Linked DNA regions of Homo sapiens: all the other regions are linked to region 2. The links are chromatin loops, found by intact Hi-C in ENCODE. Cell type or tissue: chondrocyte. All regions are shown on one strand.

Region 1 (5,000 bases), 630 kb after region 2:
GTTCCCCAGTGTCCTGGGCAGGAAGACACCTGGCCCTGCCTGTGCTCATGGACATGGGATTTCACAGTTCCCTGCCCATCTAGGGGGTGGTGGCATGGAGACTCTAGGCAGCTGCTGATGTCTTCTCTCCCTGGGGGACACCTGGGCCCACTAGTCCACGGCACTGTTGAAAGTGCGCAGGTGACTTCGTCCACAGGTAAAACTCTTTCAGCCTGGGCCAGGATTTCAATGGCTTTGAGCTCTGGAAGCCCTCCCCAATTGGCCATCCTAACCAGACCCTCCCCAGGGAGTTCCACGGCACCCTGGGCGTTACTGAGACCGAAGTCCTGGCCATGGCTGGAAGGGGCTACCACAGGGAGTGAGAGCTCACTGCTGTGTACTCTGGAGACAAACTCTAACTGTCCCCTCCACCTCAACCATGGGGGCATCACACTTCTTGCAGTTTCTTCCAGCGCACCTTAAAGAATCTTAGCCAGCTGCTGAGAGGCCCCTCCCCACCTACTCCCAAAGCACCCCCACTCTGCATGCTCCACTCTCCCAGGGCTGCCTGTTCTGAACGTAAACCTCCCTCTCCCCTGGATGAACTCCTTGAACCCCCGGATGAAAGCACGTGCCTGTTCCATGTGGGTGCACCTGACACTTCTGCTCCTGGCATTTCTCATGCTTCACGGTCACACTTTTTCATACTTATTTTTACTCATGTGCCTGTACTCATGGAGGGAGATGGCTGGTGATGAGCAAGGGCCTCCTGCCCCAGGACCCCGGGCCTCCACCCCACGGGCAGCCTCTTCCGATCGATGCACTTTTATTTTATGTCTTGCGTTTTTGCGAGTTAACTTTTCCTTTATAATTACACAGTTGATATCTTGATCTCTGGGTGTGTCAATTTTAGACAATGGCTGTTGACATCTTGTGAAAGAGGAAGATAGTTTTCGTTGTCTGTTGCTGCACAGCCGAAACCTTAGCTTTTGTGGGACAGCAAACCATCCCCAAATAGAGAGCTTCTGAATAATGGCTGTTTATGTAGCTCACGATTTTGTGAATCTCCAATTTGAGCTGGGCTCAGTTGGACAGTTCTTGGGCTTTTCTCAGCGACCTATCTCATGATTTTGTTATTTTGAGCCCAGCTCAAATTGCTGACCCACAAGTCACGAGCTAATAATGTGTCCCTTGTGCATCAGGTCATCTGCCATTTTGCCTGGTGGCTGACTGGCTGAAGATGGTTGTCACTTACTTGCGTCTTGGTGAACAGAGGGTGTCTGGTCACGTGCCTCTCACATCAGGACCATGTTTCTCACATCAAGGTTGCAGGGTTGGTTTTAGGAACGACAGAGAGGACAGCCGCAGTGTGCATGTGTATTATTTGTTTGTTCGTTTTTGAGACAGAGTCTCACTCTGTTGCCCAGTCTGGAGTGCTGGAGTGCAGTGGCGCAATCTTGGCTCACTGCAACCTCTGCCTCCCGGGTTCAAGCCACCCAAATAGCCAGGATTACAGGTGCATACCACTACACCGAGCTAATTTCTGTATTTTTAGTAGAGACGGGGTTTGCAACGTTGGCTACGCTGGTCTCCAACTCCTGACCTCAAGTGATCCACCCATCTCGGCCTCCCAGAATGCTGGGATTGCAGGTGTGAGCCCTCACGCCTGGCCATGCCTGCAGTTTTTAAGCCTCTGCTTATGTAACATTCACTCCTGTCTCACTGGCCAGTGCAGGTCCATGGTGAAGTCCAGGGTCAGCGTGGGAGGGACACTCACAGGGCGTGAGTGTGGAGAGGCAGGAGCGAGTTGGCGATTGTTATTATCGTGCAGGCGAACCAAAATCTTGCACAGCCCCACACAATGGTATTTTCTAACTTTAGGTATTCAGAACTAACTATTCTTTAAATAAATCGTAATGTAAATAAAACAAGCCCCTCATTCTTCTTCAGTAACATGATGAGTTTCACAAAATGGTGACCTTCTTTTTTATAACACGTGGAGATTGACGTCCCTATTTCTTCAACTTTCTGAGTCCTAACTTCTGTCAGTTAACACTTTTCCCTTTCTGTTTTCAAGGGTGTTCATAATTATATTCGCTTTTACAGGGACCACCAGATTTTCTAGTTTTGTTCCTAGACTGATCCTACAGGTTAATGAGTCAATAAATAAACACACAGACACAGGTGCAGCATCCTCATCCAGAAGGCTCCAGTGAGCTTCTCTTCTGAGCATCCTGCTGTCACTCAAAAAGTCACAGACTTTGGAGTATTTTGGAATGCAGATTTTCAGCCTAGAGATGGTCAACGAGTATGTATTTCTGCAAGTATTTCAAAGCTGGAAAAAAACCCTGAAATCTGAAACGCTTCTGGTTGCAAGCATTTCCTATAAGGGATACTCACTGTGTAGGTTTTCAACAGTATAATTAAGTAGATGTTGTTCCCTTGAAAGTCGCTGGTGCCGTGATTTAGTATCAGAGTGAAACCCGCACCTTGACCACTCTCTGAGTGCTCCCAGTCATGCCACTCTGTCGTTTGCCCAAAGATTAGATGGTGACTTTCTTGTGCACTTCTGCCTGTTCGTCCAGCCAGTCCCCATTTTCTTTCTCTTACACATTGCCAAGATGTTTTTCACATTCTTCACTGTACTTTTCTATTCTATTTCTCGTCCTTTTTCCCTGGAGGCCCCTCACTCCTCACAGCATCCATATTCTAGATGTCTATACTCTCAGCAGCTCCTCCTGGCGGCTGCAACGCTGGAACTTCGTGCCATTGCTCTGCTGGCTGGGAGCCACGTTCCCCGAATGTATTATCTCCACCTTTCCCAGTTCACAATCTCACTTGCTGGAGCACAGCCAGAAACAACCTCCTAATAAAAGTATTCCAGATCCCTTCGGTGTTGAAAATTCTGTTCTTGCCCTTCAAACTTGATTGATAGGTTGCCAAGTTGTACAATGTTACTTTGAATTGTTTTCCCTCAACATTTTAAAGGAATTGCTCTACTACCTTTTAAAATCTGACCCTACCATGAGAGAGACTCACTGAGTTTGTGTTACTGTACAGGTGACTTGTGTTTTCTTTCTGTAGAAATGCTGCGGTAATTGTGACCGTTTTATCTCGGATGTTCAGTGATTTTCTAATGACATCTAGACATTTTAAAATATTAATTCTGTGGAAACCTCCATGGGCATTTTCAACCCAAAGATGCATATGTGTATACATAAGCATGTATATGTATACACATATACATTCCTGCTGTTAATACGTGTTCTATATTATGTTTTTATATTACGCTATCCACTGTGTTCATGCATGTCCTCTCTTATGCTTTTATATTGCGCTATCCACTGTGTTCATGCATGTCCTCTCTTATGTTTTTATATTGCGCTATCCACTGTGTTCATGCATGTCCTCTCTTATGTTTTTATATTGCGCTATCCACTGTGTTCATGCATGTCCTCTCTTATGTTTTTATATTGCGCTATCCCCTGTGTTCATGTTGCGTATGGACGATGCGTTGCATGTCACGCAGCATGTCACAGGTGCTTCCTCCTCCTCTGCCTGCACTTAGTTCCTGGAGCTCCTGTCCACAGGTTCCCGGGCATCAGGAGTCATCCCTCCCTGTCTCTTATTCTTTTCTCTCCTGTGTTTGCCTCTTTGACTTTTTCCTACATTCTGGTAGACTTCCTTAACTTTGTTTTCTAAATCTATTGACATTTTGAAAACCTCCTCCACCTCCTAGTTTTCCTGTGTTCCCCACCCCCAGCCTCGTGTTCTCCACCGCCCTCCACCCATTCTGCGTGCGGGCGGCTCCTCCACTCTCCGGATCCACACTGTCTTGTTTCATCACCATTTCTGTGCGGTGCCCTGAGTTCTCTGCTCCATCTCCGGGGTGAGCTCTTCTCTCTGATGATCTCAATCTTCCGCTCTTGCTGCGATGTCTTCTCACTGCCGCCTCATAGACCTTGGCCGTGCTTTCCCGGTGAAGGAGGAGGCCTGGGAGCTGGTTTGGCCCCCTTCTGCCCTGGATGAGTCTCTTGGGATTGAGCCAAAGGCCCTGATGCCGCTGCAGCCCCTCGCAGGGGACCTGCACGCCGGTTTCTCCACCTCTCCTATCTCATAATCAGCTCCCTCTGGGTCTCACCATCTAGAAGCCCGTGTTTCTCTCTCATCTGTGAGAGGCGTCCCTCCGCGCCCCCTCCTTCCCCTTCTCACTTTTCCTGGATCCATAATTCAGGAGGAGCCTCAGACAGGATGGACGCCGACTCAGTCACCTTCCCTGGGATTGTGAAGGACCAGGCTGTGGCGTATTTTTAGAAAACGCGTGGCTCACGTCTGTCTGCAAGACTGTAAACCCTGTGCGGGTGCTGTCCCGTCTCCAGCACCTCGAGCAGGCCTGGCCTTCGGGACAGACGCTCACTCACTCACTCACTCATTCATTAGTTCCTCAGATACTCACTGGGTGCTTCTGGCGTTTCAGGGATTGTGGTCGGTGCTTTGGATGGTCAGATTATAAAAGAGCCCAGAATCCCTGCTCTCAGGAAATTTATGGGGTGCAAGAAGAGACAGATCATAAAATAAATCAGCTCCATAAAGCGTACCCAATACATGCATGCATGAACGAATGAACGGGGAAGGGTCAGGGTGGGAGGGACCATTCTGAGTTCCGTGTGGATAATGCAGTGGCTGGCCACATGGCATGGACCCTGCCTTTAGGGATCTGATGCTCAGCTGCCAAGCGCCTGCTCCACACACATTTAATGCCCAGAACTGGGCATGAAAAGGACAACATCAGGCTCAGAATACACATTCCTGCACAGAATGGAAGCCAGCGGGGATAACTAGGGACCACTGTCCTCCCAGGGATGGTCATCATAAGGGAGGGGTCGTGTCCCACCACAGGGACCAGCACAGTCAGCGGGGTCCAGGGAGAAGGGCTTCTTCACCAAGCCCAGATGACCCATTTCCTGAAACCACGGGGTGTGTGCCTGAACAAGCAGATAGAAAGCACCCCACAGACAAAA
Region 2 (5,000 bases):
TAGATGTTCCTTATCTACTTGGGGAAGGTCCATTATGTAAAAAGTTTATTAAGTTACTACAGCCGAGCGTGGTGGCTCATGCCTGTAATCCCAGCACTTTGGGAGGTGGAGGTGGGCAGATCACCTGACGTCAGGAGTTCAAAACCAGCCTGGCCAACATGGTGAAACCCCATCTCTACCAAAAATACAAAAATTGTCCAGGTATGGTGGCAGGCGCCTGTAATCTCAGCTACTCGGGAGGCTGAGACACAAGAATCGCTTGAACCCGGGAGCCAGAGGTTGCAGTGAGCCGAGATCGCATCACTGCACTCCAGCCTGGGCAAGACAGCAAGACTCTGTCTCAAAAAAAAAAAAAAAAAAAAGAAAGTTTACTAAGTTACTATAAGACGTTCTCTTCTTAAAAAACCTATTTAGAAAGTTAGTTTCCAGAATTAACAGTGGAAACGTGGCAGGGAGCATCTCTCTCCACATGGCTGCCTGTAGATTCCCCTTTCCTCTTTGCTCCAGGACAGACCCCTCCTCCCTCCGGGCAGACCCTCCAGCTCCCACCCACTTGGGCCTCTCCTGTGCGTCTCCCGCAGCACCTAGGCCTCTGCCCTCCCCTTGCCCGCTGGTCTCTTCACTGTCAGAGTCTCCCGTGCTCCAGCCTTTCCTTCGGTCTGGAAAATTGCCAGATCACTGAAGTGACACCTTTGGATTTAATCAGCCTTTCTTAAAGGAAAAGTTGTTTTTCTAAAGCAGATTGGAAGAATGAGGTTTTATATGCTGGGTGTTGTAATACCTGATGAGGCTTTGTTCAATACCCTATTAGCACCTTCACGGGGCAACTAGTGTGTTGGGCCAGGATTCAGGGTCACCGCCCCTCCCCTCCCAGGGAGTCCCGTGCCTACCGGAGGAGGGGGGGAGTCTCAGGAGACAAAGGAAGGTGGAACCTAGGCAGAGTCCCAGTGACACTCCTGGCCGGGGGTGCAGCGACCTGGTGGGACGTGGCCTCCTATTATCTATCCCCTCTTACAGATGAGCAAACTGAGGCATAGCAGGAGGAAGTAACTTCCCAAAGTCACATGGCTAATTTGTGGCAATCCAGGCCTGGAGCCTGAAACCCGAGTCCGAGCAGGAGAAGGTGCTTCTCTATCTTCCCCTCCGATCCTGGCCCCCAGGCGAGGGAGGGCGGGCCAGCTGGGTGGGGAATGGTTCGGGGCCTGCAGTGACCACTGGCAGGGAATTGGCCATCTGTCCCCTCCCTCTCTGGGCCTGAAGAGACAAGAAGTCTGCCTCGAAAGACAGGAAGAGCTAAGAAGAGAGAAGTGGGCAGCAGGGCCTGTGGAGGGGAAGCAGGGACTGTGGGGTCTCCTCCGGCCACCGGAAGGAGAGCCTGAGCTCGACCCCTGAGGCTGTGTCCAGGATGCCAGCCTCCCTGCAAGGGAGGGGAGGGAGAAGCCTGGGTCCAGGTGGAAGCCCCTTCAGGCCCTGCGTGGCTCCTGGGGACTGTGCCCTAATGCCTGCTCATGTCCACCCTCCCACACCTGGAGGATTGGGGCTGGGGCTCTAGGGGTCCTGCTGATGGCCTGGAATGGGGCCGCCTGCAGCCGCCCAATGGGAGACAAAGCCCTGCATGTGTCACGGGCCGGGGCCTGCCCCCAAAGACACAAACCGTGCAGAAACAGAGGGCAGCATCCCCCTTGAGGCAGAAGCAGCTGAAGGTGTTGGGGGGCAGTGGCCTGTGGCTCAGTTTTCCTTAAGATCCACCCAGGCCCCTCAGCGCCACTGCCGTGTCCTCTGGGGAGGGGCAGGCGGGGCCAAAACGCTCTTTGGTAGGTTATGTAGACAAGGTCTAAATAATTTAGACTCGGGACACATTCCAAAGGCAAACATCCTCCCTGGCTGGGAGATCCTGACACCTGCCTCTTCCAAGGGAAAGTTCCCATGGAAACAAACCGCCACTCCCACCCGCCCCAGCTGAGAGCCCTCCACCCTTAGACTCCATTCTGGAGGGCTGGAGCTTTGCGGGGCACCTTCACACTCGCCCAGCTGGTGCTTCCCTGGCTGGGGAGGGCGGGCAGGGCTCGGGGCTTGGCCGGCAGCCCCTGGGGAGGTGCATACTCGCCTCCTGGCTCCTTCCTGGCATGGTCCCGGCAGCGGGAGGCAGCTGCACCAGGCCGGAGGAGGGGCTCAGAAAGCAAACGCAAGCAACAGCAATGAGAGGGACTTGCCGCGGGGTGGTGCTCTCGGACCTCATTTGAAAGGATTGGGAGCCGGCTCTTTCAGGCAACTTCCCTTTTCGTTGGACTTCTGTTAAATTGTCTGCAAAACCCACAGGAGGACATCTGAAATGAGATACAGCATTGCTGAAATTTATCACAGCTTTCATGTTCTGTTTCCCAAGACTACTCTCCCCTCCTCCTCGAGCTCCTCCTCGTTCTCCTCCACCTTTGTCATCCGTCATCACCTTTTAACTTTCATTGTTTTAGAGAGGAGGAAACTGAGGCATTTTCCTGACAGTCTTTGAAAGAAAGAGAAAAATCAAACAAAGAGAATGCCCGTTTCATTCACCTCATAAGAAACAGGTAGGAAAAAAAAATGCTCATTTCTCCTGAGTTTGGACACAAAATCTTCCTCCTGGGTTGGCCACTAGGGAACAAAGTTCTGGTCTCTGAGAAATGCTATTAAAATATTCCGTGACTATTTCATTTTAAATGTTAATCTGGTTTCCACTCGAGTTGTGAAGAAGAAAGTGGGAGATTCTGTCGCGATTCAGTCTTCAAAAAGGTTTTGTGATGTTAGGTTTAGAGCTTTGCTTATTGATGTCACCAAATCCGGCCAGTAAAATTAAGAGAAAAGAAGTAGGTTTGCCAAATCACGGGTGCAATTGCAGATGTGTTGTTGGTTACACGGACACCTCCACCGTTTCCATGGGTCCCTCAACTTTGCATTTCTGGAGCAGGGCTGGGCATGTGTAGCATTGCTGAGCCTCCCAGGAAGAAGCCAGGAGGTGAGTGTGCACCTCCTCGGGGGCTGCCCTCCAAACCCTGGGCCCTCCCACCCCCAGCCAGGGAAGCATCGGCTGGGTGAGTGTGGAGATGCCTCTCTAAGCTCCAGCCCCCAGAATGGAGTCTAAGGGTGGAGGGGTCTCAGCTGGGGGGTAGGAGTTTGTTTCCGTGGAATCTTCCCCTCGGAAGAGCAGGTGTCAGGATGCAGGAATGAGGGTCTCCCAGATGGGCCACGGGGACCAGTTTCCTGGGAGAAGTTGCACGGGGTCCGGTTCCAGCGCCCTGAGGGAAACAAAGCCATTTTCTAGCACAGAGGAAAGAGACACTGAGGCATTTTCCTTCTGGGGTGGGCGTGGTTGGGCCACTCTGCTTTCTCCTGGTGGATTTGGTCAGAGCCTCTGAGGTCTCCCTGCATGGCACTGGGCCTGGCCTGAGCACCATGTCCTTGGCCTCAGCCTGTCCTTCCCGGCCTCCCAGGAATTCCCCCCAAGCTCCGAGGTAGACCAGATACACGTTTGTTGAATTAAAGAATTAACGTTGGCCGGGCACGGTGGCTCACGCCTGTAATCCCAGCACTTTGGGAGGCCGAGGCTGGTGGATGGCCTGAGCTCAGGAGTTCGTGAACAGCTAGGGTAACACGGTGAAACCCTGTCTCTACTAAAGTACAAAAAATTAGCTGGGCATGGCAGCATGTGTCTGTAGTCCCAGCTATTCAGGAGGCTGAGGCAGGAGAATCGCTTGAACCCAGGAGGCGGAGATGGCAGTGAGCTGAGATTGCGCCACTGCACTTCAGCCTGGGTGACAGAGCAAGACTCTGTCTTAAAAAAAAAAAAAGTAGAATTAATGTCTGCTCTGAATTCCAGAGCTCCAGGAAGCTCTGATTATAGAAACAGGCCTCCTTGTTTATGGGGGTCCCCTACTGAGGAGACTCAAAGCCTGCGGCATCCTCTGACTTTGAAGGGGCTCCTGTAGGGAGTGGTTGCAGGGTGCAGGTGCGGACATGCCAGGCTGTGCAGGGGAAAGTGGCCAGGTGCTGTCCAGAACTAGCTCCAGCGCCTCAGGCCTCCGCTCAGTGCTGCCACAACCCGGGAATGAGGGCGTCCCCACAGCGCCCAGGAGCAGAGTCCACCCCTTCCAAAGCCAGCGTCCAGGGTTGCTGCGTGACCCGCTTTCCCCCCATGCCGGTCACACTCGGTACCACTGTTGACTCAGGAAACAGCTCCCTAGCAGGGGTGGAACCTGGAGTTGGGCTCCCTAGCCACAGCCACTTGAGGTTGTTCTGTGAGGGAGCTGGCAAGCCTGGGCTGCCCTGCTCCTGCCTGCTCGGAGTGCAGCACGAGGACGAGCCGGGACCTCTCCCCCGTGTGGTTAGTAAGAGTGGATGTGCAGCTCCAGGGAGTGAGCAGCAGGCTCTTTGGTTTCATGGAATCACGGACCAGCGCTGCCTCACTGAGGTCCCCGGGAGGGCATGACAGCCTGGGAACCTCTGGAGGATGGGATCCAGTTAGAGATCTTTTCCTCGTGAGGCTCAGCATTCGGGCAGCTCCTCTGTTGGATTAGGAGGGCCCTGACTTAGATCCCAGGCAGGGCAGGACCCGGGGACATCACAGGGTGCTTGAGGGAAGGGAGAGCCTGGGGTCTGGCTGAGTAGGAGGCGGGTTCGGCAGGCATGGTGACGCCTGGGCCTGTGAGGCCGCCCTGATGCACGGAGTGTTTGGGGCGGTGGCTGTGGCCATAGCACGAAGGAAGGAAGCACTAAGCCCAGAGCCCAGGGATGGGCACCGCTGAGGACCTGCAGGGACCCCCGTCCTTGAGGGGACTTGTCTACAGCAGTGGCACCCGGTGGCAGCAAGAGTGACAGTGGTGGATTCAGAAACCCACGCGGGCTCCTGGCATTTTGAGGGTGGGGTGGAGGTGGCGAGAGGGACTTCCTGGGAAGACATTATCTGGGAAACAAAAGGGAAGGGACCAGAATTATGTCCCAGGACACAGCACGCTGCCCTGTGTTCT
Region 3 (5,000 bases), 1.2 Mb after region 2:
CCATGGACAGCAGGGACCATGACCCTGGCCAAGGTGAGCCACAGGGAGGGTTTGACCCCAAGACGCATGTGAGATTAGGCAAAAAATGTGTACCATTACAATTACTCTTGAAAATCTCTAAAATCCCAGTTTTTTGTGTATTAGCTACATATCCCTGTGTAATAAATTATCCCTAAGACTTAGTAGTTTAAAACAATGAGTATGAATTATCTTGCAGGTGTCTTCTGAGGGGAGTCAGGAATTTGGGTGTGGTTTAGCAGGGTGGCTGTGGCTCGTTTCCTCCTGGGGTTGCATCAGGGTGTCTGCTGGGGCGGTGGTCTCATCTGAAGACTCCATGCAGGGAGGATCTGCTTTGATGCTCATTCCCACGGTCATAGGCAGAATTCAGTTCCCCACAGGAGTTTCAACTGGGGCCTCACAGAATTCAGTTCCCCACAGGAGTTTCAACTGGGGCCTCACAGAATTCAGTTCCCCACAGGAGTTTCAACTGGGGCCTCACAGAATTCAGTTCCCCACAGGAGTTTTACCTGCGGCCTCAGTGTCTGTCTGTCTTTTGGAAACGTGCCTTCCTTGGTCCCTTCTCATATGGTTCCCTCCAAAGGGCAGTTCACCACATGGCAGCTGGCTTCCCCCAGGGTAAATGAGTGAGGTCAATGTCTTCATAAGATATTCTGAGAAGTGAAGACCCACTGCTTCTGCCATATTCTATTTGTCATAAATGATTCACTATATCCAGTGCACAATCAAGGGGAGGGGACTCCAAAGGGTACAAATACCAGGAGGCAGGAGTCATCGGGGTCATCTTAGAGGCTGTCTACCACACCACACCCTCATTAGCCATATGATGTGGTGACAGGATGCTTACTCTGGGACAGGCACATGGGCACTGAGACTGACTGGAGAGCGTCAGTCAGGCTCCCATGCTCACTGGATGTTCTGAATGGTTTTCTCTCTCACCTGAGTATATATTAATATGTTATGCTGAAGATGTGTAGTTTAATATATTTAAATTAAATATGCATAAAACATGGCACTGCTCTAATTTTATATATGTGTGTGTGTGTGTGTGTGTGTGTGTGTGTGTGCCTGTGTACATATGAAATAAATAATTCCAGAGGACTGACAGTGAGTTAGAGGAGGAAAGTGAGGAATGAATGGGTACAAGAAACCAGTTCAGAAGAAATGGTACAGGTGGGGAACAGAGAACATCTTTGGACAGAAGTAGATGGAGGGAAGTATTTGAAAGGCATTTAAGATTTCAGAAGCGTTTGTGATGGACCAGTTTGATCCAGAGAGAAGAAGACAAGGGGTTAAGATTTCTTCTATATTAAATAGAATTTCTCATGTATTCAATCTAGGTCATGCTAATAAATCAAAGCCGGTGTCTGTGGTTGGGAGGGTGCAATTCACGGGAGAAGGACAGATGCCCTTTGTCTTAAGTCCAGGATTCCCCTGGGATTTCTGCACCACAGCCTCGGCCGTGCCTCCCAGTGTGCATGGTGCAGAGCTCAGGGGACATGAGCAGCACCGCTGCACTGGGCAGAGGTGAGGGGCTGGAAGGTCAGGCCCCTGGCCATCCTAGAAAAACATTTCCCATTGCCTGCTAAAATTTAGGGTACAGGTGGCCACTTGATTTCTTTCAATGTAGGCCTTCCTCTTTGAGAAGAGGTTTTATATATATGTGCTTTTTATGATGCTATGTTTTGAAGTGCACTATTCCAAGGGTTTGGAGCAAGGAAAGAGGAATAGTGGGTGAGTGGAGGGAGTTGGCTGGGTGTCTGGACAACACGGTAGGGTCCCCTCAACCTTTCCCATGTGTCTGCATTGCCTGGCCCTCCATGCTGGGTACGGCCGCCTGCTTTGTGCTTCAGCTACCCAGAGACGCCTCCTTCCCTACCTGCCTCCTCAGCCTTTGACTGGAAAGATGCTGAAAGATGCTCATTTGCCACTCAAGATTTAACAAGTCTGATGGTTGTTTTCCTTCTAATATCAAGAAGTTCACATTGCCAGGTGCTCTGGTTCATAATAAGAGTTATTTCTCCCTGGAGAGACATTTTCTGATCTTGTTAAAGATGAGATTGTGACAGTATCTATAATTAAGAATAGTTAGATGCCAATGTGGGAAGACGTGTTTGAAAACCTCTGGATGATAATCTCCATTTAATCATTAAGTTAAATTGAATGTGACTGAACACTCAATCTTGCCTCATGTGGCCCCCTTTGTGGCAGCATAGAGCTCTCTTTGTGCATTGGACAGTCTATTGGTGATGGATTCTGTCTGAGTAGGTTCGTAGGGGTTGTTCCCAGTGCACCGATTTTAAAAGTGGCTTTTCCTTTTACACCTGCATACAGTGTTCATTGACTCTCATTCCCAATGTGTTTTGCATGCCTCCCAGTGGAGAGAGGGGAGAAATACAGACAGGACTCCATAATCCGCATGGGCCCAGGAGGCTTGGCAGAAGCCAATTGCTGGAATCACCAGAATTGTATGAGCCTCGCATTTCAGTCAAAGGCATCACTAGGGACAGTGTAGTTACTGCAAGATCTGCTCGACACAGGAGTGGCTGGAATTAGTAAGTGGTCATGGTGTGAGCTCCTTCCTTCTATTTAATAATTTTAAATTTTGAATTATTTGTCTTTTTATTGATGCCTAGACTTCTTCCAAAGTAATCTGGAAACACAACACTGAGGCTGTAAAATAAAAAAGCAGTCAACATAAATAAAAAGATGAGAGACCACTTCCAATGCTCAAGTGGGGCAGCTGGGCACCAGGGGGAAGCACAGATTGAGCCTGATGGGAAATCCTAGGCCAGGTCCTACTGCTGCGACCAGAGGCAGCAATTAACCCTGAGCTTCCAAACAGCCAAGGGAACACAAACCAGGTCACATGGCCCTCAGGCCTGATGAAGAGGAAAGGTTGCCACCAAGACAGTCACCTTACTGGTACTGAACGTGGAGGGGAATTTTCCTGAATGTTCAGCACAGCAGACTTACAATGAAGACAGGTTCAATAATAAGGTTGGTTTTTATGTTTTATTATTTTTTATTTTTCAGAGACAGGGTCTTGCTCTGTCACCCAGGCTGAGGTGCAGGACCACAGTCACAGCTCACTGCAGTCTTGACCTCCTGGGCTCAAGTGATCCTCCCACCTCAGCCTCTAAAGTAGCTGGGATTACAGGTGCACACCACCACGCCAGGCTAATTTTTGTATTTTTTATGCTTTTTGTAGCGACAGAGTGTAGCCATGTTCCCAAAGCTGCTCTAGAATTCTTAAGCTCAAGCTATCCACCACCTTGGCTTTCCAAAGGGAAAGGATTGCAGGCATGAGCCCCCGCAGCTGGCTGAAGCTAGAAAGTTCTCAGCAGCAGGATTTAGCTGAGGATTTCACGTCAGGCTCAATCTGCACCTCCCCCTGCATTCAGCTGCCTCACCCAAGGATTAGACCCAAGGATTTTTTTTAAAAAAATCTTTGATTCCTAAAAACTAGAAATGAAATTCTGAAAACAATGCATTAAGTTTCAAGGATATATGTCTGGGCTGCTATTTAATAATGTGTTGACATCAGTAAGGAGTAATTCACTTTGGTTCCCTTGGCACTTTTCCCTGGACGTTCTAACCCTCCAGATAATCTAGAATTTTCTCTCTTTCCTTCTTGTTCAGTCTTCACCAAGACCAATTTCCATGGCCTCTACACCAGCCAGTGAATCTCAAGGTCACCCAGGAGGAGTTGCTGTGGCAGATTGAAGATGACTGCATTCTCTTTCACACTCACTCCAGTGTTAACTGTTTGCTTCTGGTCCCTCCAATTGAATCTGGGTGGGATCTGGAATTGCTGTGACCAGTAGAATACAATGATAGAGATAAGCCTGTGCATTAAGAAATGGCAGCTTTCACTTGCCATCTCTAGGATGTTTGTTCTGGGGGAAGCCCCCCAGTCTGACTGCACTAAGCTGCCATGTTCTCAGGAAGCTCAATTAGCTTCAGGAGCGGCCTTGCAGCTATGCCAGCCAGCACCAGTAGTTCCAGCCATCCCAGCCCAGGAGACAGACACATCTTGGACATTCCAACTTCAGCCACATCACTTGGAGAAGTATCAGAGCCAAAGATATGTGAGCTCAGTGGAGCTGACTCAGCTGGCTCCAGCCCATCAAGCCACTCCAGCTGAGGATCCAGGCTGTGCTTCATCCAAATTCTGGAACTGGAACTGCAGAAGCATAAGCCTAGTAAAACGTTGGTTACTTCATACCATCATATTTTGTTTCTTTTTGTTTGTTTTTGTCTGTTTTATGCACAGATAACTAACCAGAAGGTTTGCACATTGAAATGTATATCCTTATCCATTCTTCCATCCAGTTGTTACTTGGAGTTATCTGAGGACACCCCACATTATCCAGCTGGCTAAAAGGAGAATTAAAAAAAAACAAATATGGAGCGAGACTGAGAGAGAGATGATAGAAGGAGAGAGAAAAAGAAGGCAGGTGACAGAGAGAGGAGAAGAAAAAAGAGAGAGCTAAGGAAAGAAAGGAAAGAGAGGGGTTAGAGAGAGATAGACTAGATGGATAACAGATAGATAGAAAAATAGATATTTGGTGAATTAATGGATAAATGGGAGAAAAACGAAGCATTGGTGCCTTAGCAATGTGAAAAGAGGTGCCCTGTCTCAGATGGGCCAGCGAGGCCAAGCACCTGGAATTCAGGAAAGGAGCCTTGTTCAAATGTAATGATAGTTTATGTCTACAAGAAAAAGGGGCCCAGTTGGTCCAAATTAGCATTTTAAAAAAGAAAACATTTGTTTTCCTGCCACTACCGTGGACCAGCAGAATTCACCACACATTAGAGGTTTTCTAATTCACTGGCAGAGGCAATTTACAGCAAACTTCATAAAGCAAAGGGCCCTGCTTGATGGTTGAAGAAGAATGAAATAAAATAAAATTGCTTGGTGTCTCTCCACAAGGCCACCCCCAAGGCCAATTGGGCTTCCTCACAGCATGGGGGCTTAG
Region 4 (5,000 bases), 420 kb after region 2:
AGGGCTGCAATACCCCCAGTGCATTCAGCTTACATAGATCCCAGGGCCCACATGAAACTCACCGTGCACCCTTATCATGAGAATCACCGCTGAGAGTTGTCTGGGCACACTGAAACCTTTCAAAGGGAGGAATGACTTTTTTTTGTGTTTTTAAATATTAAAAACATTAAGACTAAGACTTCGCAAGAGCTGAAATTCCTCACCTGGATTCCCCTGGGATTGCTCTTGGCCACTTTTGTATTTAAATTGAATCTTCAAACATTGCAATTATTGGCTTTCCGCTTCAAATTTAATACATTTTGTAAAAGCAGCCTTTCTGGAATACAGATTCAGAGATGGATTTTCAAAGCCCAAGATTAAGCTAAGTCTAGACAGTGTGATATTTTGACAGAAAAGCATTAACATGCAGTTGTACATTCTGAGAGTTCAGTCACTTTTCTTTCTTAAGCACATTTTAAAGAAAGTCATCTGTCTAGGAGAGTTTGGAAGCCAGCCCTCCGTGGTGCAGCAGATCGGAGTTGATGGGATGTCTGTCTGTCCATGCAGCAGTTGTGCTTTGATGGACCTGATCCCTGAGGGCCTGCTCTGGGCACAGCTGAAGACGCTGGACCACAGAACACAACAGCGGCGTCAGAAGTGGTTAAATTTCACACCCTTCGCTTCTGAGTTCCCTGCGGCCGCACGGGCATTGATGGGCGGTTCTTGCACTGATACTCTCCTCTTCAGGTCCAGCCCTCCGAGATTATTAACCTCCCAGCACCTGAGCACATTTGAGTTCAATTTAGTGATGCTTTCCAGTATGTTCGCTTTGAAATGCTCCTGTCAGGCATGAGATAAATGTGTTGCTGCAAAATTGATCCAATTGCCTGAAACACTGGGGCTACTTCCTCCACGGAGGGTCACGTTTCACAAAGGCAACCTAGTCATCAGCATGATTACATCATTTTTATATTCAAAACAACTAGTTGAGGTTAATCACCTCCGCATCTCCACATTTGAGTAAGAAAAATTATTCAAATACAACATTTTGCCAGAATTTTTTAAGATGGACAATTGGATGTATAAAAATCTATGTCCTGTTTTAGGAAAGCTTAACATTCAGAGATGTAAACTCACAATCAGAAGCAGTTGTGCTTTGCTTCGTCTAAAAATTCTTTGGCTTAATTAGGACACCATCCAGCAGAAACAGCCCTAGTGGAACACAGCATCGGTTTAGAAAATGTGGCCAGGTGCGGTGGCTCATGCCTGTAATCCCAGCACTTTGGGAGGCCAAGGTGGGCGGATCACGAGGCCAGGAGTTCAAGACCAGCCTGGCCAACATGGTGAAACTCCATCTCTACTACAAATATAAAAAATTAGCTGGGCGTGGTGGCACGCATCTGTAATCCCAGCTACTGGAGAGGCTGAGGCAGGAGAAGTGCTTCAACCCGGGAGGCGGAGGTTGCAGTGAGCCAAGATCATGCCACTGCACTCCAGCCTGGGTGACAGAACAAAAAAAAAAAAAAAAAAAAAAAAGAGAAAAAGAAAATTTTAACTCTTTGACAACCTTGAGGCTGGAAATGACACCAACATACAGGGAGCCCTTATTATAAACTTTGAAACAGAGAGAGAGAGAAAGCTGATCTGAAGTTACAAATAAGCTTTGCAGATATCAGGGTTGCACAGGCCACACATGACACCCCGGCTCCTCCATGGGGTAAAACTAGAGTCCGTGTAGTCACTGGACCACAGCAGTCACTGCAAGCATCCCATTCTCTCCCATGAAGAACTGCGGTGGAGATGACCTCTGAGGCTTCACGCCAGGAACCTCCTGGTCCCCTGTCTCTATCCCGAGACCTCTCCAACCTCCCTACAGCTGCAGGATGATTATCTGCTTCCCGCACGGCAGTTAAAATGGGAGAGTCAGCTCCCGGTTTCATAACAGAGTCCTCATCACTCTCTATCTCAGTCATCTGTACAGACATTTTATCAAGAAGCATGCGACTTTTACTGCCAAGAGTTTGTTTTAGTGAAATTAATTGAACCCAATTATAATCTGAAGTACAATGTTTAGCCACAGTTTACATTTGCGCTGTTGCTTGCAATAGAGACATTTATACTGAGACAGAATGGCCGTTTGACAGTTGGTTAAAGATTTTAGAATAAGCAACTTCCACATAGGCGAAAGCATGTTAAAAGCCAGACAATTATGATAATGGGATGCATATTCATATTCCAGAATACCACACAGAAATGAACCAAAAAAGGCTTTTCTTTTTTTTAAAGCCAAGAACAAGCACAGGTATTTAAATCAAAGTAAAAAGTACTCCAGGAACCATCTGTACCAGGGGAAAAGCCGTAATGGGTACCGGGGCTTCGGATGATTAAAGGTTCTCAGCATATGGGGAGCGACCAGTTACTGAGGGACTGGCTCTGCCGGCAGCTGCCACATGGTGCAAATTACAGAGGCAGGCGAGGCTGGGGAGGTGAGCATGGGCTGTGCTGCTCCCGATGCCCTCAAGGAATCTGGGCCAGGCCAGTGGCTCACGCCTGTAATCCCAGCACTTTGGGAGGCTGAGGCAAGAGGAGTTTCCAAGAGGAGCCCAGGAGTTTGAGACTAGATTGGACAGCATAGTGAAAACTCCTCTCTACAAAAAAATTTTAAAAATCAGCTGGAAGGGGTGCCAGACGCCTGTGGTCTCAGCTACTTGGGAGGCTGAGGCAGGAGGATCACTTGAGCCTGGGAGGTCGAGGCTGCCGTGAGCTATGATCAAGCCACTGCACTCCAGCCTGGGCAACAGAGTGAGACCTGACTCAATAATAATAATAAAAAGAAATCTGAAAAAAGACCATTTTGACTATAAACCAAACACCAAAATGAGTACTTCAAACTTTTAATCCCGACAGCGCCCTCTGGACGTAGATGTGGGTACTACAAACTGCACGGATGGCGGTTCAAACTGAGGCCGTGGGAGGGGCCGAGGGAGAAGCATGAGCAAGCTGGCGCAGCTCTTCCGTGACAGGCGGGGCTTGCCTGCAGCAGGGGGCAGGGTCGCACTGAGCTTCTGGGCTGTCAGGGTCCAGTGAGTCTGGCACGTGCATCTCAGAGCTAGGGACGAGCCTTCACCCGCCACAGCCCAGTTGGATTGAGCTCCGCTATCTTAACTCCCCACAAAGCGTGATTCCGGCCTTGAGAGCCTGGGGGCTGAGGAGCCGATACCCCTAAGGGCAGTCCCAGCTGTGGTGGGTGGAACTCCAGGCAGGGAGGAGCGGGAGGAGCACAGGGGTAGTGAGCACCCCAGGCCGGGGAGGTGGCGCGAGTCAGGGCTGTGCATTTGGAAGACACAGCACTGCCTGGGAGGGAAGAGTGATTGGCAGCTGGAGGTCATGTCCTGGCTGGCATGCTCCAGGGGGTCCCGGGGCACAGGGCAGGGGCGGAGCAGGAAGCCTGCAGTCTGTGGAGCATCCCGGCGCTTCCCTCCACCCGGGAGTCCGGGCAGCACGGCGGAGAGTCAGCGACACTGTGCTCCATCCTCCGGCCATCAGTGGCTGCTTCTTCCCAGGGCATGGGAGTGCCAGCGGGGCCCAGAGCTTACAATGGCAGCTGGTTCAGAGGCCAGAGGGGCCGGGGAGGAGCGCCGCTGCAGAGTTCAGAACCTGTCCCTGCTCTGGGCCTCCCCTCAGGGCCCAGGCCACTGCAGCCCCGCCTTGCAGGGTCCTGTGAAGGTCATGGCGTCTGCAGGGGAAGGCTGAGCAGAGCTCCCAGCTAAGCGGTCAGTCGGGCAGCCTTCGTCATTGCCAGGGTCTGGCTGCTGGTGCTCCGCCTACACCCCCTCCCCTCAGCGCCATCCACCTCCCGCCTCTCTGCGCCTCCAGAGCAGGCCGTTCACAATAGTCTGCATCACGCGATGGCGCCAGGCCACCCGGCTTTGCTCTCTGCGGTCTACGTGCGAGTTCTGGAACTGGCTCAACCCTGCAGATGGGACGGGGCCGTCTTTTCCTTACTCTGGACTAGCATGTGTTCTCACAGGGACACCAGCCTTCCTCTCCTAAATGTGGGAGGCCCTCGGTGCTCACGGCTCTGCATCCACTGGCTTCCCCGTTTCGAACAGGAGCACATGTCTGCACCTGGACACCTGGATGCTGCTGAACACGGCTAGGCTGTGTCCCCACCCAGAATCTCTTCTTGAATTGTAATCCCTGTAATCCCTATAATGCCCAGGTGTCAAGGGAGATTGAATCATGGAGGTGATTGAATCATGGGGCGGTTTTCCCCGTGCTGTTCTCCTGATGGTGAGTTCTCGGGAGGTCTGATGGTTTTCTAAGTGAGTGTTTGGTAGTTCTTCCCACATCATTTTCCTTCCTGCTGCCTTGCTTTCCCTTCAGCTTCCACCACAATTGTAAGTTTCCTGAGGCCTCCCCAGCCATTCCTCTCGTGCAGCCTGCTGAACTGTGAGTCAATTAAACCTCTTTCCTTTATAAATTACTCAGTCTCGGGCAGTTCTTCATAGCAGTGTGAAAATGGACTCATACACTGTCTCAGGATGGCATCCAGGCAGCAGGGACATTGAGGCCTCAGTTGGCTCCAGGAGGACGCAGAAACTTCCTTGTTTTGCCATGGCTGAAGGCACCAGACCTACCTACAGGGCTCAGTGGGGGAGCTCACCCTAAACTTGGAAAATAACGTAATGTGGTTGGCACAATTGCCCAAGAGAAGAGACACTGGAATGATAGCGGCTTAAGAAGTGAGAATACAAATGTACACAGCATGATGTTTCTAAAAAACGACTGAAGTACTTTTCTTTTAGCCTTTTTTAAATGCATGAGTTTTTCCTTGGTGATCGTAAGGCGCCTCTGTCTTGAGTTGCACTGAGTGGTAGGAGAATTAGGGTTTTTTTACAGAAAGAATGTAAAGAAAGCACAGTGTTAATGCACAGCTTCAGATATTCAAAATAAAACTGTGCAATTAGACAAAATGCTTGAAAGCCATGAATTGCCAGAAACAGCAAGGATTTTCTAAT
Region 5 (5,000 bases), 560 kb after region 2:
GACAAGCATGCTCCTGGCTGCCCAGGCGGCCTGTGGGCCCAGTGTACCTCGCTCTGTCTTTCGCTGGGAGCCTCACTTCCCGTCACTTGATTCCATGAGTGGCCTCTCCTCTTCCCACTCTGTGCTTGCCTTGGGCGATCCCACCCACATCTTTGATCACAATCACTACGGACAGCTGCCACTCTCGATTTTTGTGTTAATTTCAGTTCTGTGGCTCCATCCAAGACCTTGCTCCTGAACTCCTGGCTGAAGTTTTCAATTGTGAAGAGGATAAGTCTTTCCAGGTGACCTTGGAGCCCTCCAGGTCAGCACGTCTTCGCCAACCTCTTGGCCCATGGTGCATCCCAGAGGGCTCCTCATCTCTGAGCACAGACTTTCCAGGCTCTCCCCAGTCTCACAGAACAGGGGGAGCCACTCTCACACCCTCCTGCTCCTCACCCTGCACTGAGTCAGGTGTCACACTGCTGATTCCTTCTCTGGGTCCTCGCTGGCACGGCTTTCATTCAGGGCCTCATCATCGCGCAGCTGGCGAGTGTTCAGAAAGGAGTTGGTCTGATTGGCAATTGCTTTGGAAAGAAGTTCTGGCAGCGTGGGCGGTGGGTGGTGCAGGGAACCTCCGAGGTGATATGCAGGGCCTAGACCTCCCTCCTGTTTCCCTGCTGTTTACTTTAACTCTGCAGGGCTGGAAGGAAATGTTTTCATCTCTCCCATTTTGGGATTCTATTAGGTTTTACTTAGAAAAACAAAATAAAATAACTTCCAAAAAGAAAAAAATATTCTATGGGCTTCAAAATCTTATTCCACTGATGTCTCTGAAACCTTCCCCATGATTTTTTCCTGAAAGGTAATAAACAATCGGGAACTCATTAGCACATGTAGGTAATTCACACGTTTTCCCTGCTGCGGATCTCCTCTTCCTAGGTGATATCCTGTCTCAGCTTAGCAGGAAATTTCTGCTGGTTTTGCCCAAATAACATGGAAAGACTTAAGGTTGTTTTTATTGGATAGGAGAGCTGGAGACTAGACTGTACCTAAGATGCTTTATAAAGCAAATTTCTCACTGATTTTTACAGGGAAACAAAGGGCGAGTTTATGGGGTGCCTGCCACCTGTCTGCCCAGGGCTGACCTCTGGGGGCACTCACAGGGAGGGAGATGTGCCTGCCAGCACACATCTCTCTGGCAGAGAGTCCCAGCTCAAAGCTAGACATTCACCTGGCTTCTGGTCCCCAGGAAGAAGGTGGCATCCTGCTTGTTTGTGTGACAGCTGTCTTCTTTGCATCTTCTTTGCCTTCGCTCTTTCAACCATCCTCAAGATGTACAAATGACATTTGCAGAACCGGTTCATGGAGGCGGTCCTTCTAAACAATCATTGAAATGAGTGTATCTATGAGGGGGCTTCTCCTATCCATGAGGGTGTAGAAGGTTCCCGGGTTAAACGGGATGAGAGGCAAACCTTGAAAAGAATCTGACAGAAATGAGAGCCAGGAGGAGGGGGAGAAGCCCTGTGCTGGGTCCTTGGCCCTAGCAACGATTAGTGGAAATGGCCGTGCCTGCGTCGTTGAGGGCTGTTTTCCCATAATTTAGCACACAGAATGGTACAGAAAAGGGCTCCCAAGCATTGTCATACAAAAGGAGAGTCAAGCTTGTGGCAGGAAATAGCAAGAGTTTAGGCCGCTTTGTGGTTGAGTCAAGAGCTGCTTTCGACTTTCCAGCTCTTCTTCAGAGCCAAGTAGTGGCTCAAGGGGTCCTGAGCTCAGAGCATCAGGAAGCCCGGAGGGGTGCTGGCAAAAACGGACTTCAGCAGAACCCTTTCTAGGACAGTGGGGATGGGGCTGGGATTCCCCAAAGGAGTGCTACAGCTCCCACAGACTGTGGCCAACCCTACCTTCCCAGGAACCTGGGGGCCACACACGCAAAACCCTGCTTTTGCAGAGAACAGCATGCAAGCCAGGCACGAGCACCCCTGGCCTTCTGTCTCTGCCTCCAAGCAGAAGGAAGGAGAATCTCCTGTGCAAAAGGGACTATGCGGTGGGGGAGGTGGGGGGTGGCAGGGGCATGTGAGCCTGCCTGGAGACGCCTCCCCAATATCCTGATCTGGCTCTGACCATTAAACTAACACATTTATAACACATGTGCACATACTAATATATGCACATAAATTAAGGGTGTAAGTGAATAGTAACAGCCTTCTAATGTGCAGAGCTTTCTGATTTTAGGTGAATAAAAAAAATGCCAGTACTTTTGCATCAAAGAGAGAGATAAACTTGCTAATTGAAAACTGGTTTTCGTGGAGGAAAATATGGAGGCGCCAGCTATGTAAATCAGCATATGCCCAGATCTAAAAGAAATCAGGCCAGGCCAAGAGGAAATTAAGCAAATCAGGATAATGAGGAAACAACCCTAGACGCAAATTAAAAGCACTCGGGTGCTTTAGGCCATCTCAGGAGGTTGGCAGTGGACAGGTGGGAGGTGATGCGAACACGGGTTTGGAGTACCAGGCGTGTCAGTGCCGCTGGGTGGGTGGGTGCCTGCTCTCCCACCCAGGTCAGGGAGGGTTTTTCATGCAAGTTCTTAAATGCATGGATCATAATGCTGCCTTTTGCATCCAGAAAGACCCTTCAAATGCCTCTAACAACACTGGTCTCGCGCTGGCATTAGCTGTGCTTGGGTTTCCTGGGTTTAGCGACCTAAGGGGTTTACAGCGCACGGAAGTCTCTGCCCAGCTGTCAGCGCGCGTCGCCAGGGGCTGCACTGAAGCTGTGGACCCGGGATGGGGAGGAGGCTGGCGGCCTCCGAAGCAGGGTCTACAGCGGGGGAGGGCTAGCGCCGTCTGGCGGTGGCTGCGCGTGGCCAGTGCGGACCCAGGCTCGGCTCGGCCGGCGCTGCCTGCGTGTGGTCCGGGCGGAGCGAGGGTCCTTGGAGCCCGGTTCGTCCTGGGTCCCAGGAAGCTCGGCGTGCAGCGTCAGAGGCCGCGTGTGCTGGGGGAGGGAGGAGTACAGACTGTGCCTGGGGGCATCCAGGACGAATTCACAGAGGGGTGGTCCTGCCCCACCCAGGGGGTGTCGTGGGCAAAGGCCCTGGGGCCACCTGCCTGGTGCCTTGGAGGGCGTAGGGCAGGAGCCGCCGAGGCCCGCGGGCCACTGTGGGGCGCGGAACTTCAGACCAGGCACCCGCGGCTCAACTTCCGGGCCAGGGGACCCGCGGGGGCCTTACGAACCTGTTTGGCCCATTTGTGCAACAGAAATCCGCCCGCGCCTAGCAGCGTCCGGGGCCGCCTGCGCCGGATCCGCAGCCCAGTACCCTCCGCGCCCTGGACTCCGAGGAGGCCAGGTAGAGAGCGGCTCGCGCGGTCCCCGTCTGCGCCCTCAGCCCCGCGCTGGGCAGCGGGACATGCCTGGCTCCGGCGCCGCCACCTCGGCTTCCGCTTGCCCTTGAGTGCGGAGCCCGGAGCCTCCCTCGCGGTGCGCTGGGTCCCAGAGGGCCAGAGGCCACCAGGGGGCCGGCATCGGCGGGAGCCCAGCCGGGCGCGCCCTCGGCCCTCTCCCACCCACGTCCTCCGCGGCCGCCCGGGTCCAGGGGCGCAGCGGGGAGGAGACCCCGGCCAGGGCCGGGGAGCGCGAGGGCGGGGCGGGGTCCGGCGGGGAGGGGCGCGGGCGGGCGGGGACCGGGGCGGGGGCCGGGTCCGGGGGCGGCGGCGGCGCGGGCGGGAGGAGGAGGAGCTTCCCGCGCGGGGCAGGGGCGGAGCGAGCGGCCGCGCCGCGGAGCCAAGTGAGTTCGCTCCGGAGCCGCGCCGCCGCCGGCCCAGCATCTCGGGCGCCCGCCGCCCCCGCCGCCGCCGTCAGCGCGGGGATGTAGGATGCAGGCGGGCGCCAGGTTCCAGCGGCGGCGGCGGCAGCTGCAGCAGCAGCAGCCCCGGCGGCGGCAGCCTCTCCTCTGGCCGATGGACGCAGAGCCGCCGCCGCCGCCGCCCTGGGTCTGGATGGTGCCGGGCTCGGCCGGGCTGCTCCGGCTCAGCGCGGGGGTCGTGGTTCCCCCGGTGCTGCTCGCCTCGGCCCCGCCGCCCGCGGCCCCGCTGCTCCCCGGTCTCCCCGGCTGGCCGGCCCCGAGCGAGCCGGTGCTCCCGCTGCTGCCGCTGCCCTCTGCGCCAGACTCCGCCGCCGCCGCCGCCGCGCACCCCTTCCCCGCGCTCCACGGGCAGGTAACGTGTCCCCGTCCCGCCTCGGCCCGGGTCGCCGTCTCCCCTGCTCCTGGGCGCGCCCTGCCCGGCCCGGCTCTGGCCTCCGGCTCGCGCGCCCTCCTCCCCGGCGGTCCTCGCCGCCCCAAACCCTCAGGACGGAGCCCGGCAGCCGTGCCTCGGCGAGAAAGTTCGTGCTTGGACGCCCGGTCGTCCACCTCCGCAGCTTTGGCAGGTGCCTCCGGGTGTCTGGACGGAGCCGTGGAGGGACCCGCCGCCCAGGCCCGCGTGGGGACCGCAGGGAACTCGCGCCACGCCGGGGGTCACTGTCCATCGCGAGGTGCTGAAGTGGCTCCGTGACCGCCGCGGGCCGTGGCTGACATCGCGGAGAAGTTAGGACTTTCACAGTCTCTGCCAGACTTGAAAGCAAGCTGGAAATCGATAGCTGTTTCAGCTGTTTCAGATTCTAATCTGGTTTGGGTTTTTCCCCCTTTCATTTGAAAATAGACTCAGGGCAATGCTTAAGAGAATTCCAACCGACGGAAGTGGCCGGGAAATCCTGCCTTCGGTACTGAGGGATGTTACCGGAGATTCCCCTGCCCCAGGCCTGCCGGAGTCCACCACATTCGCTAATGCCACACTGCACTTTAGAACTAGAGTTTGGCTTTTAAGACATGGGATTAAAAAGAAAAAGTGACTGAACCTTTGATAAATGGTGCAGCAGAGCTAGGCGGGCTGGTTTGGGCAAGATTCATTGTCAGCTAACTATGCAGATGCATTTAAATCAGGGAATAGCGTGCATTTTATTCCAAGGATTGACCTCAT
Region 6 (5,000 bases), 1.7 Mb after region 2:
ATTGCCTGTGAGCCCATAACTCTCTCAAAATGTATTTTAAGCATCCCATCACTGGCACATGGAGAAGAGGATGTAACAGTCTACGTGGATGCCTGGAGATGAGGCAGCTCTGCAGGAGACCAGGACCTGGGCGGGAAGGGCATGTGGAAAAGGGGTCAAGGGTAACACTGGGACCCATGGGGACTGTGGGCAGATGGGCAGAGAGAGTGGGGCTTTGGAGAAGCAGGGACAGGGTGGCTGCCAGGGGCTTTCACAGGCAAGAAGAGAGAGGGAAACAGGTTTCCACCCAGGGTGCCCAGTCCCAGGGCTGTGTCGCCCCAGACTCCAGCTGAATTCCCCCAAAATAGCAAGGTTTTGTGTGGAAATTAACCGAACTTATAACTTTGACAGGTCATTTGAGTGTGGGAACAAGGCTAGTTTGCCAAAATGATTCTTCCCTCTTTAATTAAAATCTTTTATGAACTGCCAAGCTAATACCTTCCCCTAAGACAGACAAGATAATGAGCCCACATCCATCAACCCAGGCCGGCAGCCATCCACAGAGACCGGGGTGGGCTCAGGAGAGGGGAGCCAGCCCCCACAGACACCCCGTGCTCTCGCTTCAGGGACAGCCCCAAACGCAGGCAGGAGTCCCTTCAGGACACACATCAGCCCTGTCAGAAAGTCCCTGCCAGAAACAGCGTGGCTCAGCAAGTGGCCTCCAGCCCAGCACTTTGCAGGTTGCAATGTCCCCCACCACTTCTACTGCCATGCACTCGGAGAGGCCACAGGGCCACCTGAAGGGCAGGGCCCGGTCCCAGTGGGTCCCAACTTGCTCTCTCGGTCACTGAGTAGGGCGGGTTTTAGAGGCCAACAGGAACCACCCCCTAGGCCCCAGGAGCCTCTGTTAGGACCATAGCCATTAGCACAGACAGGGCACCAGGCAGGGACAAAGGCCCAACACAGCCCAATCCAGACCCAGCCCTCCCTGACACAGGGGCAGGCTCTGGTAAGAGACTGTCTACCAGCCTGGTTCACCCCTCAGTGGCGGCCCTAACCCCATCTTTATTTCACTTCATTAGAAACATTTCAAACACAGACAAGCATAGGGACACACACAACAAGTGCCCAAGTGTACACCAGCAGCCTATAACCACACCCCTCCTAACCCCTTATATAATACCTATGAGTCTACACTGACAGAATGATCAAATAGATGAGTAAATGCAGAGAAGGCTGTGTGCAGTGGCTCATGTCTGTAATCCCAGCATTTTGTGAGGCCAAAGTTGGAGGATCAGGAGTTCAAGACCAGCCTGGGCAACATAGCAAAACCCCGTCTGTACAAAAAATACAAAGAAATTAGCCAGGTGTGATGATGGCTGTGGTCCCAGCTACTTGGGAGGCTGAGGTGGGAGGATCGCTTGAGCCCAGAAGGTCGAGGCTGTAATGAGCTGTGTTCGCACCACTGCACTCCAGCCTGGGTGACAGAGAGAGACCCTGTCTCCAAAAGAAAAAAAAATGGAGAAAAGAGATGAATATGCAGAAGTCTCCACGCAGAACCCAGCAATTTATGGGCTCCTCCCCCTCAGGGACACTCATTCAGCGTAGGCTGCACACAGGGACTTCCAACGACACCCTATAGAAGGAGGGAGAAAGCAGAACTGGGGTGGAGACGTGCGAGGTGACCAAGGTCAGCGCCGCAGCCAGAAGGCGTGTCAGCAGCGTGTAGCCTCGATGTGATGGGAGGGGGGCGGCGCCTTGCCTCTGCGGGCTTCCTCCCAAAACACCGCTGCCCCAACCTGACCATGAGAAAACCCCAGTCGAGAAAGAGCCTTCAAAATACTCTCACACCGTCACGATCACCAGAGACAAGGAGAGTCTGAGAAATGCTGCCGCCAAGGAGCGTGAGCAGACGGCGACCCGGTGGGATCCTGGGACAGAAAGGGGACCTCAGCTGTATGGACTCTAGCTAATAGTAACGTGTCACTATTTGTTCGTTCATTAGAACAAATGCACGTCGCCTGTGCAAGATGTTCACGGGGGGAGGCAGCAGGGGTTGTAATAAGAACTCCGGACTAGCTGCTCATTTTTTCTGTAAATGTAGAACTGTTCTAAAAATAAAGCCTATTGGTGTTTTAAAAACCCGAACCTCAACTGTCCCCAAGGTCCCTTGGCTCCCCTCTTCGAGGGGACGCAGAAGGTTCACTAGGGCTAAGGAACAAAAAATTCCTGGGGAGGGCCGACTCTGGGGAAGCGAGGCCAGGCCTGCGACGCCCTGCGGCTCGAGTGCTGGGGCCCAGGCCCGGTGGCTGCAGCGGCCAAGCCGGCCCAGGCTTGGGGAGGCGGGCAAGGCGCCCCAGTGAGCTGGGGCTGGGGCTATGCCAGCTCCGCTCCCTTCTCTGGCCCAGGTCGCAGCTCGGGCAGGACGGGACAAGTGTGTCCCCCGCACAACCGTGCACCCCGGGCCAGGATGCAGCGCCCACCCTGAGGCCGCTCGGACCCCAACCAGACAGACCCCCGGGTCCCCGGGGACGAGGGGGCAGGGCTCCAGGTGTCCAGGGATCCGCCCTGCTTCCCGGCAGCCGCCACTCCCAGCACGGCCGCCCCCAAGCCTCAGGCGCTGGTTTCCCAAAGGTCCCGGCCCCCTCGAGCTTGGAAAGGCTCGGCAGCCGCAGGCAGCGGGGCGGGGCTCTGAGCCGGACCCTGTGGGCCCTGCCCCGGCCACGCAGGCACCGCGGACTCCACTCCGCTCCCGCAGGTAGAGCACGGTGCGTGCAGGCAACGCCCGAGCCGGCCGCAGCACCAGGTGAGCCCCGCACACGTGTGCAGGCATGCGCCCCCGGCTTGGCGCGCCCCCGAGACGTTCCAGCCGCTTCGTCTGCGAAGGAGGCCCGGACAGGCCGGCCGCGCGCCCTGGACCCAGCACACGGCGGGGCGCGCGCTCCGGCACCCGCGGGCTTACTCTTGCGCTCTCCTCGGTCCTCGCACGCCCCCTGGCGCCAGGAGACCGCCCCTGCAGAAGGCGAGGTCGGGCTGAAGCGCGGTGCGCAGCGCCCTCGCGTGGACACGCGCCGCCACCGCCCGCCGCCGAGGTCTGCAGCCGACGTGGCCTACCTGGGACTTGCCGCGCGCTGACCTCGATGGTGCAGCAGCGACCAGGGTACGAGGGCACCATGGACCGTTTTGCATACGTGGAAACTGAGGCTTTCGAGGTCCTGGAGATGGTGCATTGACTCCGCATATGACAGTAGATTCAGTTCGCGCCCCGGCCTTGTCCCTCCAAATTCACACAAGGCCGCAGCGGCAGCAAAGCTCCCAGTTGGCGCGGGGCCCTGGACATCACCTGCCGTCGCTGGCCCCGGGGTGTCCCTGCAGCCCCAACGTCCAGGGCACTCTGGGACCCAGGACAGGGACCCGACCCAGCCAGGCAGGGCTCGTGACCAGCTCCTACCCTGGCGTCTGGTTCCAGGGCTGCTGGTTCCTGCACGCGCCCTCCCCAGTAGCACCACCTGGACCCTGGCACCAGGGGCTGCGTACCTCCCCGGATGCGTGGGGCAGACCCCTCCAAAAGGGATGTGCACAGGCCGCCCCCAGGAGTGCGTGCCCGGAGCCTGAGCAGCCCTTCCCGGCCTGGACCCCCGATCCCACCCCTGTGTGCCCCAGGGCCCCGGGGAAGGGACAGAAACAGGGTGGGAAGCAAGAGGGGCAAACGTGAGCGGGGCGATCTGTCCCCTGAAGCTGCCAAGACCCAGGACTTTCTAAATTCACAAGGCAGCCTTCCCGGTCACTGGTAGGTGTATTTGTCAAGGTAAGAGGACAGAACAGTTTAATGTTTGTTCGCTTGACTTAAAACTTCCAGTATTTGCGGCCGGACGCGGTGGCTCACGCCTGTAATCCCAGCACTTTGGGAGGCCGAGGCGGGCAGATCTCGAGGTCAGAAAATCGAGACCATCCTGGCTAACAGGGTGAAACCCGGTCTCTACTGAAAATACAAAAAATTAGCCGGGCGTGGTGGCGGGCGCCTGTAGTCTCAGCTACTCGGGAGGCTGAGGCAGGAGAATGGCGTGAACCCGGGAGGCGGAGCTTCCGGTAAGCCGAGATCGCGCCACTGCACTCCAGCCTGGGCGACAGAGCGAGACTCTGTCTCAAAAAAAACAAAACAAAACAAAACAAAAAACTTAGTGTTTGCACACGGCATGGGAGGATTTCTATCTGAACTGCTGCTCCCAGGGTGCCCACGGCGACCTCACCCTCTGGAGACCCAGGTAACGGATCCGCCGTAAGAACCCAGCGGGGTGGGTGCTCCCGCCCGCGTCAGACCTGCCTTCAGGGAGAATCCGTCCCCCACCCCAGGCCTAAGCACAGCGCTTGCTGTGATCCGGGAGAAGCAGGATCCGGAGCCTGGTAATGAACCCTGGCTGAGCCACTCGCCCCTTGGATAAGAGCTTTGGCAAATTCCTGAGCTTGTTTCCCCACCAACAAAAATAACCCCCAAAACGCCATCGTGCTGGGGGGCCCTCGGGTTCTAAATAGGCACCGCGCTTCGGGCAGGGCATGGCCTTCACGGTGGGCTGCTCCTGTGGTGCCAGCGTTCTCTCTCCTTCTGGCAAAGCCGGTCCTGGGCACCTCCTCACCCTCTCTGCCTACCATTAGGACCAATATGGGCCCATCCACAGCCCAGCACTCCACCCTGCACCCAGTGCTGTCCCTGGACACCCAGAGGAACATGTCTCCCTCCCAAGCCACAGGAGCCAATTCACTGACTCCTCACACCTCATAGGGGTTAAGAGGGCAAACTGCAGCCAGGAGGCCCAGAGTCAAATCCCAGGTCCAACAGGTACTATGACCAGGAGCAGTGTGCTTCACCCATGCCTCAGTTTCCCCATCTGTCAAATGGGGCTGAAGATGCCTACCTCATAGGGTTGTGGTGAGAATTAAATGACTTAATACATGTCAACTATTCATGACAGCACCTGTTTGCTGTGGTGGTTTCAGCATCAGGTGGAGAGTATGTCCCTGCA

Evidence for each region. Hi-C counts contacts between places; a loop is a spot of excess contacts. Peaks named below come from ENCODE experiments on the same cell type or tissue, not always from the same donor. Only the 100,000 strongest peaks of a DNase experiment are listed, where the experiment ranks them.
Region 1: a loop joins it to region 2, with 4 times the contacts of the local background. A loop is called at or near these places in 4 of 110 quality-filtered maps.
Region 3: a loop joins it to region 2, with 4 times the contacts of the local background. A loop is called at or near these places in 8 of 110 quality-filtered maps.
Region 4: it touches region 2 in a loop (8-fold over the local background); 27 of 110 quality-filtered maps call a loop at or near these places.
Region 5: a loop joins it to region 2, with 13 times the contacts of the local background. A loop is called at or near these places in 2 of 110 quality-filtered maps.
Region 6: a loop joins it to region 2, with 9 times the contacts of the local background. A loop is called at or near these places in 60 of 110 quality-filtered maps.

Annotation. Positions count from the first base shown.
Region 1 is chr10:131,239,951-131,244,950 of GRCh38, reverse strand. All of the region lies in intron 4 of TCERG1L (transcription elongation regulator 1 like), which reads left to right. Among named protein-coding and RNA genes, the nearest start is that of TCERG1L, 69 kb to the left of the region's middle. In chondrocyte, a CTCF peak has its summit at 2,701 (motif pointing left); no DNase peak of the experiment used is centred here.
Region 2 is chr10:131,872,310-131,877,309 of GRCh38, reverse strand. LOC105378565 (a long non-coding RNA gene) reads left to right here and starts at 1,983. Exons shown (of 2, transcript XR_946487.4): 1 at 1,983-2,567. It overlaps LOC105378566 (a long non-coding RNA gene), which reads right to left and starts at 1,859. Exons shown (of 3, transcript XR_946488.1): 1 at 1,655-1,859. In chondrocyte, CTCF peaks have their summits at 2,012 and 2,217; DNase peaks (open chromatin) are centred at 1,589, 2,199, 4,199 and 4,729.
Region 3 is chr10:130,684,280-130,689,279 of GRCh38, reverse strand. No RefSeq gene overlaps it. Among named protein-coding and RNA genes, the nearest start is that of MIR378C, 280 kb to the left of the region's middle. In chondrocyte, a CTCF peak has its summit at 2,385; no DNase peak of the experiment used is centred here.
Region 4 is chr10:131,452,204-131,457,203 of GRCh38, reverse strand. No RefSeq gene overlaps it. Among named protein-coding and RNA genes, the nearest start is that of TCERG1L, 140 kb to the right of the region's middle. RefSeq lists enhancers at 2,893-2,962, 2,494-3,038. In chondrocyte, CTCF peaks have their summits at 2,681 and 2,890; no DNase peak of the experiment used is centred here.
Region 5 is chr10:131,310,493-131,315,492 of GRCh38, reverse strand. It overlaps TCERG1L (transcription elongation regulator 1 like), which reads left to right and starts at 3,772. Exons shown (of 12, transcript NM_174937.4): 1 at 3,772-4,199. The coding sequence starts at 3,858. It overlaps LOC101927461 (a long non-coding RNA gene), which reads right to left and starts at 3,637. Exons shown (of 3, transcript XR_242763.6): 1 at 3,219-3,637; 2 at 1,214-1,359; 3 at 1-837. In chondrocyte, a CTCF peak has its summit at 2,843 (motif pointing left); DNase peaks (open chromatin) are centred at 522, 4,032 and 4,152.
Region 6 is chr10:130,188,288-130,193,287 of GRCh38, reverse strand. It overlaps LOC124902561, which reads right to left. Exons shown (of 2, transcript XM_047426136.1): 2 at 1-5,000. The coding sequence starts at 3,220. The coding sequence ends at 2,063. Among named protein-coding and RNA genes, the nearest start is that of GLRX3, 54 kb to the right of the region's middle. RefSeq lists silencers at 2,620-2,739, 2,790-3,119 and an enhancer at 2,961-3,461. In chondrocyte, CTCF peaks have their summits at 2,733 and 2,999 (motif pointing left); DNase peaks (open chromatin) are centred at 1,685, 2,499, 2,944 and 3,405.